Regions from separate parts of the Homo sapiens genome. Here region 2 is linked to region 1. Evidence: chromatin loops called from intact Hi-C (ENCODE). Cell type or tissue: Calu3. All regions are shown on one strand.

Region 1 (8,000 bases):
ACCTTTCAGATTTCCTGGGTTATTGCTTAGTCTTCTACTGTTCCTTTCCGTCTTTATCTGACCAATTCAGAGTCCTGCTTCACAAATGCCAAACCATTTTAGTTTCTGTATAATGGAGGCATTTTTTTCCTCTTTAGGTCACATGTCTTTCACAGAGATTTTTGTCATAGATGTCTTGAAATAGGAACTGTAAAAGACATTATTTTTGAACGTTTGAACATTGCTTTTTATTTTCTCAAAGGAGTTTGCACATGATCAACAGATATATTCATCAAACCCACCTACGAGATGAGAAACCCAGACTCAAAAGTTGAGGGGAGGAGAAGTGCTCTACTTTGAGAAGAAACAACAGAAATTAAGCTCAAATGTCTTATAAAATGAATCCTGAATAATCCTTTTACATTCAAACATTTTGACAGTTTTTGGGCATGAGAGGAGGAGTGAGGAGTTTATTTGGAGCCTAAATTATCTCCAAATTGTTTGTTTGCTATTAAAGGGCTGAAAGAGAAGTAAGCAAAACAAAAATAAAATTCCACTGGCTCTCCACTATGGATGAGAAGTTGCACAAAGGCCTAGCTGTTTCGTTGGTGGAGAGCTACATGGCTGCCCAAGTTTTGCAATAGAACTTAGAGAATGGCCTTATATGGGAATTAAGGATGGGAAGCAAAATGTGTTTTTGAGGACTTAAACAGACACTCCAGGTGGTGCAGACAGGTGCAGACAGCATTGACATAATGTCACCTGCATATGTACATGGCTTAGGCCTTTTAAAGCCCATTTACCTGTGCTATTGTGTTGAATTTTAGCTCTAAAATAGGTTGTGATTTGATCTTGTTACCAATTCAAAAAATCAGTTAGGCATACCTAGTAGGTCATCTTGTCTCTGCTTGAAAGTTTCCAGTGATGGAGAGCTTTCTGTTGGCCAGGTAATGTATTTTGTGGCTGGACAGCTTTTATTGTTTGGAAATTATTCTGTGTATAGAGTTCAAATATATTTTATTGAAACTTCTATCTACTGGTTTTATTGTAACTGCTACATAATAATTTTTCTTCCTCATCCACACAATAACTTCAACCATTTGAAAGCAGTTATCAGAACTCCCTTAAATCTTCACATCTCCAAGCTAAACACCTCTCATTTTCTCAACCAAGCCTTTATTAATATGGTCTTCATCTCCTCCTAGCTCTGTTCACCTTCTCCTAGAATAGATTTCTGGCATCTCCATGACCCTAAGCAATCAAATCTTCTGGTAGCTCCATGACTTTAATAACAGTATATTAAATGTTTCCTGACCAATATAGGGTGATTGTTAGCAGCCTCTATTGAGATTTTTTATTTCAATTACTGCCATCTAGGATTATGATGACTATTTTAGCAACCATTGTTAGCTCAAAAAAAGCTTGTGGTCAAATGACATTAACAGTCCCTTTTCCATAACAACTGTGACTCATTTCTCCTCATTTAATTCCTTCTCATCTTCTTAAGAACGAGCAACCTACATGAAAAGTTTCAAGGGTTAGAACAGATCCTGTCACCTCAATTTAAAGTAGTACTAGATAACATTTACTGGCCACTGACTAAAGGCCAGTCATTAGAACTGTTCTGAGTAATTTTCCTACAATAACTCACTAAATGCTCATAATAACCCTTGGGGGTAGGTTCTATGAATGCTCCATTTGAAAGATGTGCAAATGGAAGCGTGGAGATGTTTGGTAACTTGCTTAAATTCACACAATTTGTAACTGAGAGAGGTGAGATGCAAACACAGGCTCTTCAGCCCATACCCTTCACCCTGCTTTCTAGCTGGTGCACATAGTTAGTAGTCAACAGGAATTGAACCTCGGTCTCCTGGCTGATAGATCAATGTTCTCTCCTCACCCCGGTGTGGCCTTCCTGAAGTGGTAACAAGTCTTTCATTTTTGAACTTTATATAAGCTGTTTTGTTTTGCTTTTATACAAACTGAGATTCATGACCCATTATGAATTCAATTTAGGGGGTCAATATAAGCAAGAGAAAGGAAAAAAGAAAAGAGGGAGGGAGAGAGAGAAATATCAAAAGACATCATACAGAGTAAGTGCAAATTTTGTTTCTTTAAACTCTTATTTTAACATGTGTAAAATGCACACAAAAATACCTATTTGTGTGTGTGTGTACAGAATATGATGAAAAGTGTATCTCTTATCTCTCTCATACGGTCAAAACAGTTTGAGAGTTGCTGCCTATCTATTGTATATACCAAACTTTGTCCATTTCTTTATGCTAAGGTTAAACAGGGATTGGAGGGGACACTTTAGTTTTAAAACTCCACTCTTGATCTGCAGCCAGTAAGAGCACAACTTGCAACTAAGCAGAAAGTTCAAGCAAAGAACCTTAGAGTGAAAAGAGATGACTGAGGGCTGAAATAAAAAACAAAAAGCTATTCCAATTTCATTTGAGTTTCCATTCAGCAGCCTCATAGATTCCTAACTCATCACCTCAAGCAGGTCACTTCCCCTCTCTCCAAGTTGTTCGCCAGAACCAGCCAAAGAATGCAGGAAATGGTACTCTCTTTTTCTGAGTGAATCTTGGCAAAATGACTTCAATTTAGCCAGCAGTGCAGGAAGCGATTGTAAATATAAATTTGTTTTATATGCTCCTCCCAAAGGAGACTTGCAGTTTGCCTCCCTAGTAAACAGGGATGTGTATTCCTGATCATCTTACTTGGATCATTTTTTTTTTCACCCTTCTATGTAGCAATGTCCTTAATTGAGGTAGTAATATTGGGCTTGTTGGATTGTCATGAAGTTTAATTTGAATGTTAAAGGACCCCCTTGGTGCTCAGATAAAAATCATTATATAAGGAGGAAAAGAAAATTATGTTGACTAATTATAGGTATATAGAATTCCCATTCATTATGTCCACAATGATATGTATCTGAATATGATATGTTGTAGACTGAAAATAGTAACTCTCCCTGGTTATTTCCACAGTCACTTTAGGCACTTGGGAAAATGCATTCTCCCATTTTATTCAATTAAAGTATGTGTAGGAATGAGGCAAGTACAGTACAAAAATCTCCAGGAATCAACAAAGGACCACCAAGAGAATTTAAATGGATTTCAGCCATTGTAAACAGAAGACAATTTAAGTCCAATTCACTGTTGAAAACTTAATTGAGGCTGGGCACCGTGGCTGCTTTGGGAGGCTGACTCAGGAGGATTGCTCAAGGCCAGGAGTTCAAAAGCAGCCTGAGCAACATAGCGAGACCCTATCTCTGCAAAACTTAAAAAAAAAAAAAAGTAGCCAGTCACATGTGCCTGTAGTCCCAGCTACTAGGGAGGCTGAGGTGGGAGGATCACTTGAGCCCAGGAATTCAAGGTTGCAGTGAGGTATGATCATGCCACTGCACTCCAGCCTGGGCAACAGAGGAAAATCCTGTCTCAGAAAAGAAAAAGCAAATGAAAGCAGAGAAAGAAAGGAGAAGAGGGAAGGGAAGGGAAGAGGAGGGGAGGGGATGGGAGGGGAGGGGAGGGGAGGGAAGAAAGGGAGGGGGAGGGAGAGAGGAAGGGAGGGGGAGGGAGGGAGGAAGGAAGGGGGGAGGGAGGGGGAGGGAAGGAGGGAGGGAGGAAGGGGGGAGAGAGGGAGTGAAGGAAGGAAGGAAGGAAGGGTGGGTTTGAAAAACCATGAGTTCACATCAAATACTCAAGTTATTGAGAATTGGGAAAATCTAAGAGCTGTAGAGAGTACTATGCATTTTGAACCCATTTTCCCTGAGTGTGTGTCCTCAAATATAATTGTGTAGTCAAGTGGTATTCAGTCTTCTCTGTTGAGTGATTATGGTTGAGTTAGAAAATGGCAGTGACCTTTGACAGCAGAAGTGAAATGGCTGCTGAACGTACCATAGCAAGTTGTTGGAGCAGGAAGTTGGACTCACAGAGAAGTGCTCTTTCCATTACCCCATGCTGCCTCCCAGTGGGAAGGTGGCAATGGTGTTAGGATGTAATCTCATAAGTTACTATCTTTTCTTCCCACTGGACAGGTGGCTCAGAATTTTAGGATGACTTATTAACTTAACAATGTTGGGTTTAGCATGCAATTTGAGAACTAAATGACTTCTCTTCAGGAAAAATTAAATATTTTGTTTTATTTATTTCAACCAAAGAAAAAAAATGACACTTTTTTTGCATTATGAGCTATTTATTAACATCGAGAGGCAAATCTGAAAACCTTCTTAAAGGGGATTTGATGTAACAGTGAAATGGCAAAGTAAAAATCATTTCCCCATGCCCGCATGCTCACCCCACCCTCCTTACACACACTCCCTGATAGGAGCATGATCACTCCCTCAGTGAAAATGTTGGAGAGGAATCTAGAGCCACAGCAGCGCTTCCTGGGTATTGCATACCTGTAACATTTGATCCTCTTAACTTTGCCGGTTGTCAGTTACTTCATTGCCTACCCCTGACAGGTGGGCTGAAAGGGGTGGTATTGGGAGATGATTAGGGGCAGTGTCTCAGCACACAATCTTTGAATTGGTATTGGAAAGTGGCTTGGAGGTCCACTGTTCTAACTTCCCATATCATAAAGGACTCTCTGACAAAAGGACATTCTGTCTCGTCTTAAATTTCCAGCAGCTTCTCTATTTCTGAACATTTTTGATTTTCAGAAAACATTTTATATTTTGCGGAAATCTATTTCCCAGCTACTTTCATCATTAGTCTCTTCCTGGAATTATGCATATTGTACAAGTCTAATTATTCTTCTGTGCCTTGGCCCTTGATGTATTTGAAGACAGACATCATCCCTGACCCTCCCCACTCTACATCCAAGTTTTTTTGTTTTGTTTTGTTTGTTGGATTTTTTCCGGCTGGAGTGCAGTGGTGCCATCTCGGCTCACTACAACCTCTGCCTCCTGGGTTCAAGCAATTCTGCCTCAGCCTCCTGAGTAGCTGGGACTACAGGTGCACACCACCACATCCAAGTAATTTTTGTATTTTTAGTAGAGATGGGGTTTCACCACGTTGGTCAGGATGATCTCGGCCTCCCAAAGTGCTGGGATTACAGGTGTGAGCCACCACACCCAGCCCTACATCCAAATTTTGACTCTTCAGGCTAAATATCCTCATTTTTCCTCCTATGATATCTTTCTTCTTTGATAACCACCATTATTTGTGTTTCTGTTTATCTTCTCCAGTTTGTCAATGTCCTTCTTACTCTGTACTCTTTGATTACAGATATTTAAGCAGCCATCAATCCACCCAACTGTACCATCACACACACACACAGGGTTCTATCAAAACTGCAAGGGTTGATCGGAAATGTTTACCCAGCTGTCGCCCAGAGTGTATTGACTCACTCCTGTTGAGACTTTGCTTCGCTTCTGGTGGGGCAGCTGTGCACTCCTCACTTTTGATTTTCTGCCTTGTTGCAGAAAAGCACGATAGAGGTTAAGATTGCATTTGCGCTCCAGAGTTGCTGAATCTCTCTGCTTTTAAGTTCTGCGGGGTCCTTTGGGGGCCATTTGAAACCCAAATTGGTGAGGTGTGGCCCACAGTCTGTGGCCACATAACTCACTTGGGCTGCTTCCCTATCCCACGCTGTCAGCTGAAGCTTCGGGGCATCCCTATGTTTGAGAAAAAACAATCTGGACCTTCTGTATATTAGAAAGGGTGAGGATCTGAAGCTTTTGTGAAGACAATATGGTGCTTCTATTGATCCATGTGAGTCGAACATATGGAGGCTCTGCAAAAAAAAAATAAAGTCTGCCCTATTTAGCGACCCGGGCTGATGAGAAGGTGTGTTACAAATTCGTATTCCTCCCAGCATGTGGTCTGGGACACATCGGGCTCATTTTACTGATGAGTTCCTCGAATCAAGCAGGGGCCATCATCTTTTACCAGTTTATAGCATTAATTGAGTTGTGTGGGAAACACTGCAGGTGCGTCTGTGAGAGGAGAGAAAATTAGGAAATGCTGTTCCAGCTCTCAGAGAATAGGTAAATAGAAAAGAGTGAGCAGCCGTGTAACTGGCAGCATATGAACAAGAGCAGCTGTGCAGGGGCAAAACGAGGCCATCTTTTTAGATGGAGGAAGACAGCTCTAGTGCTAATGGGGGAAGACAATCTGAGCTTTGGGCTGTTCTCTTGGTTATGGTGACCACATTCATCAAGCCAGAAATACAGACCTGTGGTGTGATAGAGGATTTTTAGTGCACTTCTGGGAGTGTTGAGTTGGTAAACCTTGGTTACTGAAGTATTGAGACTTCCAGTATATGAGAGTGTTCAGTAGAGACAGTAAATCAGAATACTGGAAGTATCAGCTGTCCTAAAAAGGTAGGTGTGTATGGTAATTGTTGTGATAGTGCCCAGACTTCTGAGGAATGGAAACCCTGACTCTAAACTCACTCAGGGCTCTTTGCTTGTAACTCAGCATACCTTTCCATAGAGAGATGCCTGTTTCATTGTTCCTCCACATTCTTTCTGGATCCCACAGCAGTGACCCATATTGATCAAAGGTCTTTTTAGCCACACCACTACTTGATTCTATATATTTATAACTCATGACCTTTAAATTGAGTTACACTATTAAGCACCAATGGGTTTCCTGGAAGTAATATATTTATACAGTGAATGTACATTGAGGATGTGAATGGCTAGCCACGTCTCAATTTATGGTACATAGGAGAATCACTTGGGAAAATTTAAATATAGATAGAGAGATATAGATGGATAGACAAATTTTCTGTCTCCAACTTCTAATTTAGCGTGGCTAGAATGGAAGCCACCTAGAAAGTTAGAATTTTAATAAGCCCTGCAGGTAAATCTGATGGAGGGCTTCCAGATGTGTATTTTCAAATGCTAGCTGGAAGACAATTCTCTCAAGGGGCCCCAATTTCCTGAGTTTGGGGAAGGAAGCCAGGAAGGCTGCCTCCAGGATTTTCTCTCCCTTCTCCCAGTCTTCATGAAAGGGCTTCGAGTTCTACTGTACAGTCTTGCCAAGCAGAGTTTGGAGCAGAGTAAATTCCTTTTAGGATTAGAGGATTAGGAAGCTGAAAGGTGATTCAAATTCTTGATTAAACAGAAAGAAGGAAACAGGAGGGGACACACCCGAGCACCCACATCACTCCAATGTGTTTTCTCTGTAATTAAAGGAAGTGATTGTAAAATATTTGAGAGGATTAAATGCTCAGAGAATATAGTGATCAAATAACATGAGATGCTGCATTCTTTAAAATGATCTCTGGCTTGGCTTTCCATGTGTTTTTTAACTGCTGTCACTTATACCTCAACACTGAGGGATTGCCCAAATGGAAATACTCTCTGCTAAGTTTGGAAAACAGCCCTGGGTCTCATATCGGGAGATACTGGGTTCTAGTCTGGGGTCCTCCATGAATTTTTAAGTGACAGTGAGATAAGGTATAATGTTTTTATTGCTCGTTTTTTGTTCCTTTTGTAGAGTTAAAACAATAATTCCTTCAATGTCTTTCTATGCTTTTGCCTTTATTAATATCCACTACTCCACCAATGATGTGTTGAAAAGCCATTTTAAATATTCTCTAGAACAAATGATATTCTCTAAATATTCTCTAGAACAAAGGAAGTAAATTTTTAAATAAATAGTCACATTTGTCGAGTAATTTCCAGACACCAAACTTTTTTGGGGAATAGAGAGAGGCATTCCTCCCCAAAGGAGATCATAACCGGGGATTGCAAGGGGTCCTGGTGATTTAACAAGAAAGGAAGGCAATTCTGTCTCCAAAATAAAACTGCAATAGTTCCTCAGGCCAGTGCATGTTGGCCATGCTGTATGGTCAGCCATGTAGGAGAGAGCTCCAAGCCTTGGGACCATACAGCTCAGGACTGGACTCACCACTCAGCTCAGGACTGGCTTCATGGGCATTCCACGCTGGCAGTAATGAAGGGCCCACACTTAGAAGATCTCACACTTGGTTTAGTGCTTGGTTTTTGCTATCTGAAATTCTTAATCTTTGAACAAGGGGCCTCACAACTTTATTATGCA
Region 2 (8,000 bases), 770 kb before region 1:
CACAATAATTATACCTTATAACAGTTGCTTATTAACCTTCTGCTTAAGAGTTTGTTTTTTAATTTCACTTATTAGAAAACGTTTGAAAAACATTTATCTGACTGATTTCTAACTTCCCTTCCAGCCTTTAAATCCCAATTTCCTAATTGCTTCCTGAGACTATCCTCATAACTTGAAGTGATATTTATTTTTGACACAGCAGAATACGTATAACCTATATTACCTTTGACAGTCTATTCTGACAATGTAGCATTTATGTTATACTTTGTCATAAAGCCTGACAAACTTTCATTGGTATTAGTCTTATCTGTAGAGATTATCTATTAAAAGAGGGAATGTATCATATGTCATAGAGTTTGAAATAGTTCTTGTCATGTAGGAAGAGTCCTGTATAAATGCATAGGAATCATCCAGCACATATGTATTCCACAGGATAATATACCATCTAACAACCTCTGATCTTTGTTGCCTGCATGTTAAAGATTTCAAGGTTGTATTTTTCATCACATTCAGAGTACAGTGGTTGAAAATTTGAAACATTTGAAACGAGATATTTCCTAGCCTGAAGATCTTCATCACAGAGTTAGAAAAGGCTCCTCTTTGAAAGAAAAGACTTCCTTATACTCATCTTCATCTGGAATTTCCCCAGTACTCCTTATTTCTGACATAAGAGAAGTCGTAGGCATGGAGTTACTAAGATTATTCCAACATTTTAAGAGTACTTTTACTCAGGTTGCAAAATTAGCAGGCTATTTTTTTTTGCAGCTTCTGACTTCAGGTCTATTAATGTTGCTGATCACTAGTATCACAAAGAAATTTGTCCTAATGAGCCAGTGGGTTTCCACCTTTATGTTGATAGCACCAAACCTGAATAGACAATATCAGCATATCTGCAAAAAGCAAGTGAAAAAGAGATTGATATAATATGTAAATAGCTTTCACACAACATTTTATTTTATTGAACTTTTTTTTATTGCTGAGTCAGTACAAGAACAACTGTGGGACATAGGGAAGCACAACAGAGCTACTTGAAGTTAGGATGATAATGACACCATTTTAGACATGATGCCTTACCAGTAGCAGCACAGGTCTTCTATTCTAGAGTTTAAACTTTCAGTCATTATGTATTTGAGAATGTTTATGAAATGCCTTTTATGTAACAACTTTGCTTGGCACTGGGGAAACAAAGATTTACAAGACGTAGTTTCTGCCCTCTAGAAATGTGTAAAGAAAAGTAAAAAAATAAAATAAAACTTTTCTAGCACAGCTATGGCACAAGAAAGAAGTCTGATAAAAATTAGCTAACATTAGCCGGGTGCGGTGGCTCACGCCTGTAATCCCAGCACTTTGGGAGGCCTAGGTGGGCGGATCACGAGGTCAGGAGATCAAGACCATCCTGGCTAACATGGTGAAACCCCGTCTCCACTAAAAATATAAAAAATTAGCCGGGCCTGGTGGCGGGCGCCTGCAGTCCCAGATACTCGGGAGGCCGAGGCAGGAGAATGGCGTGAACCCAGGAGATGGAGCTTGCATTGAGCCAAGATCACGCCACCACACTCCAGCCTGGGTGGCAGAGCGAGACTCTGTCTCAAAAGAAAAAAAAAAAATTAGCTAAAATCATTGGTGACCAAAATAGGTGCCCCAGAGCCCACCCACTAAAGTCCACAGATGCACGCAAACCTCCTTTTAAAGTTTAGGACTCATTATTTCAAAAGCAGTTCTAACAAGGTTATGACTTGTTTCTCTGACCTTCAGAAGATTAGAAGTGGCTAATCAAACAGAAAAGAAAGACTGAATGGACATATACACAAATAAGAAATGTGGGGAAATGAAAAACCAGTAGCAACGTGGATGTCAATAAAATTATAAAAAAGCCTGTATGCAATAGCAACAAACAGACAAACACAAATAACCAGTATCAGTCAGCAGATTTTCAGCATGAGGCCAACAGTACTTCATAGCTTAGGATCCTGCAAAGTAGATGAAAGGAAGCACACATAATAGACACCAGTTTACTAGTATTGGGTCACTATGTATTTTTCACATGTGTATTTCATTTATTCTTCACAAAGACCCTGCTGAAGCAACTCATTCTAGTTAACAAATGAGGAGATGAAGGCTCCAAGTAATTAAGAAACATATTCAACATGAATCATGAATATGAAGTTCAAGATGTTAAATTAATTTAAATATCTAATTTTGATTGCATCTTTGACTTTCAGAACTGCTTAGGAACCACTCCATTGAGGGGTTACATTATTATAAATCTGTAAATGGCATCCAAGAGTTTCCTAACGCTCTAATCTTATTAGAGGTAAGATACACCTAATTTAGAAAACAGTTAATATTGCCAAATTAAAAAGCATAAAGAAACCAGGAACTTTCATGAAGACCAGGATGTCAAACTGGTGCTGTGTCCTGCTCAAGGATAGAAAATCCTATATGATTTCACTCTCAGATGCTGAAGCCTTGATAGAACCCTGAGTGAAAGTTTAATATTCAATCAGCATGAGTTAGAAATAGCTGATTAATTTACATTCTATTTTGTTTGTTTGTTTAATAGTCCCCATATCCAGTCACTTAAACTAATGAAAAATAATCACAGTAGATTCTTCTCTTCTTGTTTTATTTTTAAAATTTCCTTCTTCTTTTCTTTAAATGGTCCTCAATTGCTCCTCCTTCTCCTTTTACATAAAGGGATCATGATGAAAATCTCTTTCCATGCCCCACCCACTAGAGTAGTCATAGGCAGATAATTTCCTGCCCCAGTGACTTTTCCATGCAAGCATACATCTGAGTGAGAAAGTCACAGGATAAGGAAATCCTCCACATATCTCATATGGATGATTTAAAAAAAAACTCTTAAATAGTCTCTCTGCACCCGTTCCTTTAAAAAACTAACCAAAAATAATTTGACTTAGTGATTTACTTGACATGAAATAGCTCCTTTTATATAATTTGATTGTTAATGGTCTAATTTTATTACACATTGAAATTCAAGCTAACTTTACTCTGGGTCTTTATTTTTATCTTGCATTTACTTTATTTCTGAATATTTTGCAAGGGTACTTGGACAAGTTTGTACTTCATGTGTGTGCCCTAAAAGCTCCTAGAAGGAGGCAGGAGTTGCCTGTCTTATTCATGCATTTGTCTTTACAGTTAAGCCCAAGGGATATGGAGGTTAGAGTGATTGCTGTGTATAAGGTTAAGACTTTGGACAACTTAGTTGACATTTACAAGCCTCAGTCTTTTTACTTATGGAAAGAAACTTAAAGATTAACTTTCCATAAGTAAAAATGTAAATTAATGTCTTTAATTAAGTTCTTTAATGCCAAATTGTCTGTGGCAGGAAAATTTGACATTAAAGAATTTAATAATAATACATACCTCCCAGGTTTACCATGAGGTTACATGGCATAAATTATTTGAAACAGATACTAAGTGCTCAATAAAATATTATTATCAATTTTATCATAATTTTATTATCTATCACAGTGCCTAAAATAATGAAGGACTCAAAAATATATTGATAATGATAAAGTCCAACCAGAGACTCAAATTCCACTCCTGAACCCTATTTTATTAACTGGTAACACTCACAGTCTCAGTTCTCCCAGAAAATGCCACATTTGCTTTTTAGTTCTGTGTGATCTAGTTGGCTCTCTATTAGAAAAATGATGACATAATTAAATTCATGTCATGCTTCCTCATTTTACTGTTCTGTCTTCTGCCCCTTTTCCTACTCTCTCAACTGCCGTATGTCCTCTTAGAATAAGGTGACTTACCAAAGGACCTCGCAGAAGTGGTCCTCCCATATGTCTAGTGTGAATAAAAAAAAAAAGTTCCTTTTATGATAAAAAAACATGCACTTAATTTTAAACTCTTCCATAAACTAGCACTGTAACTTTAGATAAGATGAATAGCCTATCTGTGCCTTATTTTATGTAACCGCAAAATGGGGTGACAATCCCTGCTTTCCTCACCACAAAAGCCTGTAAAGATGGAAGGCAATACACATTTTTCTGTGTGTGAACATACAGTTACCATCCACAATGACATCTTAGTGTTAGGCATGCTATTTTACTTCATAGTCCAGATTATACCATTGTCAGTATCCTGCTTTCAAAATGACCCAGTCTATGTGCATTTTTTTCCAGTCTCTGGCTTAATCATTTTAATCTACTCCATCAACTATCTTAAGGTGTTATTAGTGTTATTAGGTACTTACTTGGTATTAGATATTAATGCAACCCTGTGAAATATTTGGATTTTGACAGAAGGTTTCTAGATACAAAGTGTAATTACCATGAATTGATCCAGTGAAAATAATAGTTTTCCCTGAGCTCAAATTGGAAAATCTTGGGAAATATATCTGACACAAGTTGGACTTTTGGTTTCATAGTGTAGTTTTTATTTTCAGTCTCCTATAAAGGAGGATGACCTTTTGATTGGGTATAAGACCTATACCATTCTCCCTCTCATTAAACCTTACATCCCATTCCTATCAACCAGGAATAAAAGCAGCTTTGGATTTCATGGTTGTCTATTGCATGATAGATAGATTAAGAGGTACACTGAATCAGGAAACAGTGGGGGGATGGAGCTGACTTCAAGTCAGATTTAGATGCAAAAATTAAAAAGAAAATTAAATAGGTTAGCAGTTTAGTGCATGACATCTTACGAAAAATGTTGATTGAAATGTGTCTTAGGTCTAGCCTCCTCAGCCACTAGGGGTCAGAATTACACAGGACACTCACAGAACACGGACCACTGGTGGGCCAGAAAGGAGGGACCAGAAATTTGGAAATGGTTTTGAGTATTGTGTGCATAAAGTACACAGAAAAAGCATTTGCCATATGCCTGCCAGGTCTAATTATATGTTAAAGGGTAAGAAGATACAATTGGCACATGGACTTGCTCCAGCCTATTTTTCCAGTCTCATTTTTCTCTATTCCCTCGTAAGATACCACTTGGAACTAGATTCGAAAGAGGCTCCCCCCAACTCTAGGGGTCAGATTTCTGACAGCCACCATGGCAAGACAATTTGACATTAAAGAATTTAAAGTCTTCTGGGGAAAATAGGATTAAGAGAGACAATATGTATGGTTAACCTACGGAAAACCTTTGTAAATAAATCAATCTTCCCAACAGCAAAATAATAAAACAGCTTAGTAATACATAAAAATATATATAAAGTAAGAAAAGGTCAACAATTTTAAATATCTTTTACAAAGAATAGTGGGTGGAGTACTATACATTTCCAACTATTATATCTTGATGCATTAGAAGCTTTTTATGATTTCCCTACAATTTGAAAAAGGTCCATATAACTTTTTGTACTTATTGAAGATAAACACTTACTGATGAAGATATGAGGCATGTTTGTTTGCCTTATCCTCAGCAGCTTTTTGTTTTATGACTGGAGAGTAATTCACTCTTGTCCCTCAAGTTCTCAGTGAGTCCTAACTTCAGCCCTGCAAGGCTCCCTCTATTATTTCCTTTGATTTGGTTCAATTATTTCTCTTCTCACAAAAACTAGTCACAGAGAACTCGTCTAAGAACTAAATTTATTTTTCTCATCTTCCTTCAGCTTTGGCAAAGCTTTTGTAAAAGTTTTATTTTTGACGTTTGCTTTATCTTCCTTCCCTATTAACCACAACTAGTTTCCTTTTTCTCTAACTCTACTCAAATAAATCAATTTTTGTGCATACTGGAATGGAAAATTTTACAGTTACTAAAAAGTTATTCAGAAAGAAATTTACATATGCAGTTTCATGGAACTTGTGGACCTGTGGTTGGAACTGAATATTTATCTATGACTATATAAATGATACATACATATAATGTTTCTTATTTCCAATTGTTATATATGATCATTCTTGCTAATCCAAACTAGTTAATATGGACTGTAAACATTGATTACATTGATTGAAAGTATTTGCATTCACCTTGGACAAAAGTTAAGAATCACAGAACCAATCAACACAAAGAACCTACATTTTTACAGATATGCAAGCTGTGTGGTCAGTGAAATAAGCACAGACAGGTAGAGAGATGGGGGAGCAGGTAGATAGCTTGTGGTTAAAGACTGACTCTGCTAATTATTGCTGGGAACATGAAAGCCTTCTTCTATTCAGTTATTTAATGTATAATAAACCCTGACTTAAAGTATTAATACTTCTGTGGAGATTAAATAAGTTTCTGTTTAAGTGAACTTAAATGAAAAGAAACCTCTCAAGATTTAAAGGCTATTTAGGTGGGGAAGAGGAGTTTCCATAGTCTTCACTGGGAGGCAAGTTTGTGGAGACAGTTATAGAATAATTGTATGTTTGAACCATGGATTTTGGTTTTTAAAATGTATGTTTCCCAGAGTTTTAATAGACATTTGTAGAAAACTGAATGAAAAACCTGAACTATTTTCATGGATACATGGCCATTTATGAAGAATATTCATGGATCAGAGCCCCAAATATGAATTACTGGAGGCTTGGAGAGTATTTCCCAAACTGCTGTAGTAATAATAGTGCTTCATGCACTCTGTGGGGGAAAAGGGGTTTTATTCATTTGGATACATGAAGGAGGGAAAGAGGTCAAAATTAAATTAGATTGTTTTCTCACATTGACATAAGAGCCATCCCAAGTAGATTATGAATGTGTATATATTTAAAACTCTAAAGTTATGAGAATAAAAAATTAGAATTTTTTTATAATCTTGCAAAACAAAGGTTTTTCTAAAACACGAAATCAGAAGCCATAAAAAGTAAAAATAGGCTGGACACGGTGGTGCACGCCTGTAATCCCAGCACTTTGGGAGGCCGATGGGGGTGGATCACCTGAGGTCAGGAGTTTGCGACCAGCCTGACTAAAATGGTGAAACCGCATCTCTACTAAATACAAAAAACTTAGCCAGCCATGGTGGCACATGCCTGTAATTCCAGCTACTTGGGAGGCTGAGGCAGGAGAATTGCTTGAACTCGGGAGGTGGAGGTTACAGTGACCCGAGATCGCACCATTGCACTCCAGCCTGGGCAACAAGAGCGAAACTCCATCTGCAGGAAAAAAAAAAAAAAAAAAGTAAAAATATTACTACACTTAAAATTTAAACATTTGTATAGTAAAATACACATAAACAAAGTTAAAGGCAAATATATAAAATAGAAGAAAAAAAAACTTGAACATTCCTAAGACCAAGGACAAAAACCTTAGAGAAAAAAAAGCCCAGTGGGAAAAGGAGCACTGCATATAAAGGCTAATCACAGAATAAGAAATGGTAAGGCATCAACTTCATTGATAATTGAGAAATAAAAAAAATAGAATAGCAGTTAAATATATTAATAATTTTATATTATTTCACTTACAGAAAAAAATGGTCATTCAAAATTGTAAATTCTACATTTCTTCCCCAAAGATAACTACTTTTCCAAGTATGGGATTTATGACTCTGGACTTTTATCTATGAATAAATATGCATATATATATATATATATATGTGCATATCACTGAGATTTCTGGATTTGGGGTAATGGTAGCTGTTCTTATTTTTCTAAGGGAAAAAATTTTTTTCCTTTTATGGTAGGTCATAGAGGTCTTTTTATAGTAGTCATTTTCTATTATCACATGTACATCTTTTATGTTTCTCAAACCACTACAAAGCATAAATGCATCTATAATGTAATTAGTTATTTCTTTATTGATAGATATTTAGGTTCTCCATAATGATTTATTATAAACAATAATAAAATAAATGTTAGAGGTTGCCTTTTGAAATAGATTTTTTTACCCTTGAGATTGCCGAAAAATGTAAGTAATTGATGCTATCTGGCATGGCATGACATAGGGAAACAAATATCTTGTTATACTACCAGTGGGAGAATAATTGGCAAAAATCTCTTTTGAGGGCAATTTGTCAGTATCTAGCAAAGAAGCAAAACTTGGAAAGAAACACACGAAATTTTTCACTGAGGTTATTTCTGGGAAGAAGAATTGGTTTACAGGAACTG

What was found. Peaks named below come from ENCODE experiments on the same cell type or tissue, not always from the same donor. Only the 100,000 strongest peaks of a DNase experiment are listed, where the experiment ranks them.
Region 2: it touches region 1 in a loop (9-fold over the local background); 11 of 110 quality-filtered maps call a loop at or near these places.

Annotation. Positions count from the first base shown.
Region 1 is chr18:44,891,690-44,899,689 of GRCh38, forward strand. All of the region lies in intron 3 of SETBP1 (SET binding protein 1), which reads left to right. Among named protein-coding and RNA genes, the nearest start is that of MIR4319, 74 kb to the right of the region's middle. RefSeq lists a silencer at 2,395-2,689. In Calu3, no CTCF peak of the experiment used is centred here; a DNase peak (open chromatin) is centred at 3,942.
Region 2 is chr18:44,125,816-44,133,815 of GRCh38, forward strand. No RefSeq gene overlaps it. Among named protein-coding and RNA genes, the nearest start is that of LINC01478, 400 kb to the right of the region's middle. In Calu3, a CTCF peak has its summit at 4,756 (motif pointing right); a DNase peak (open chromatin) is centred at 4,746.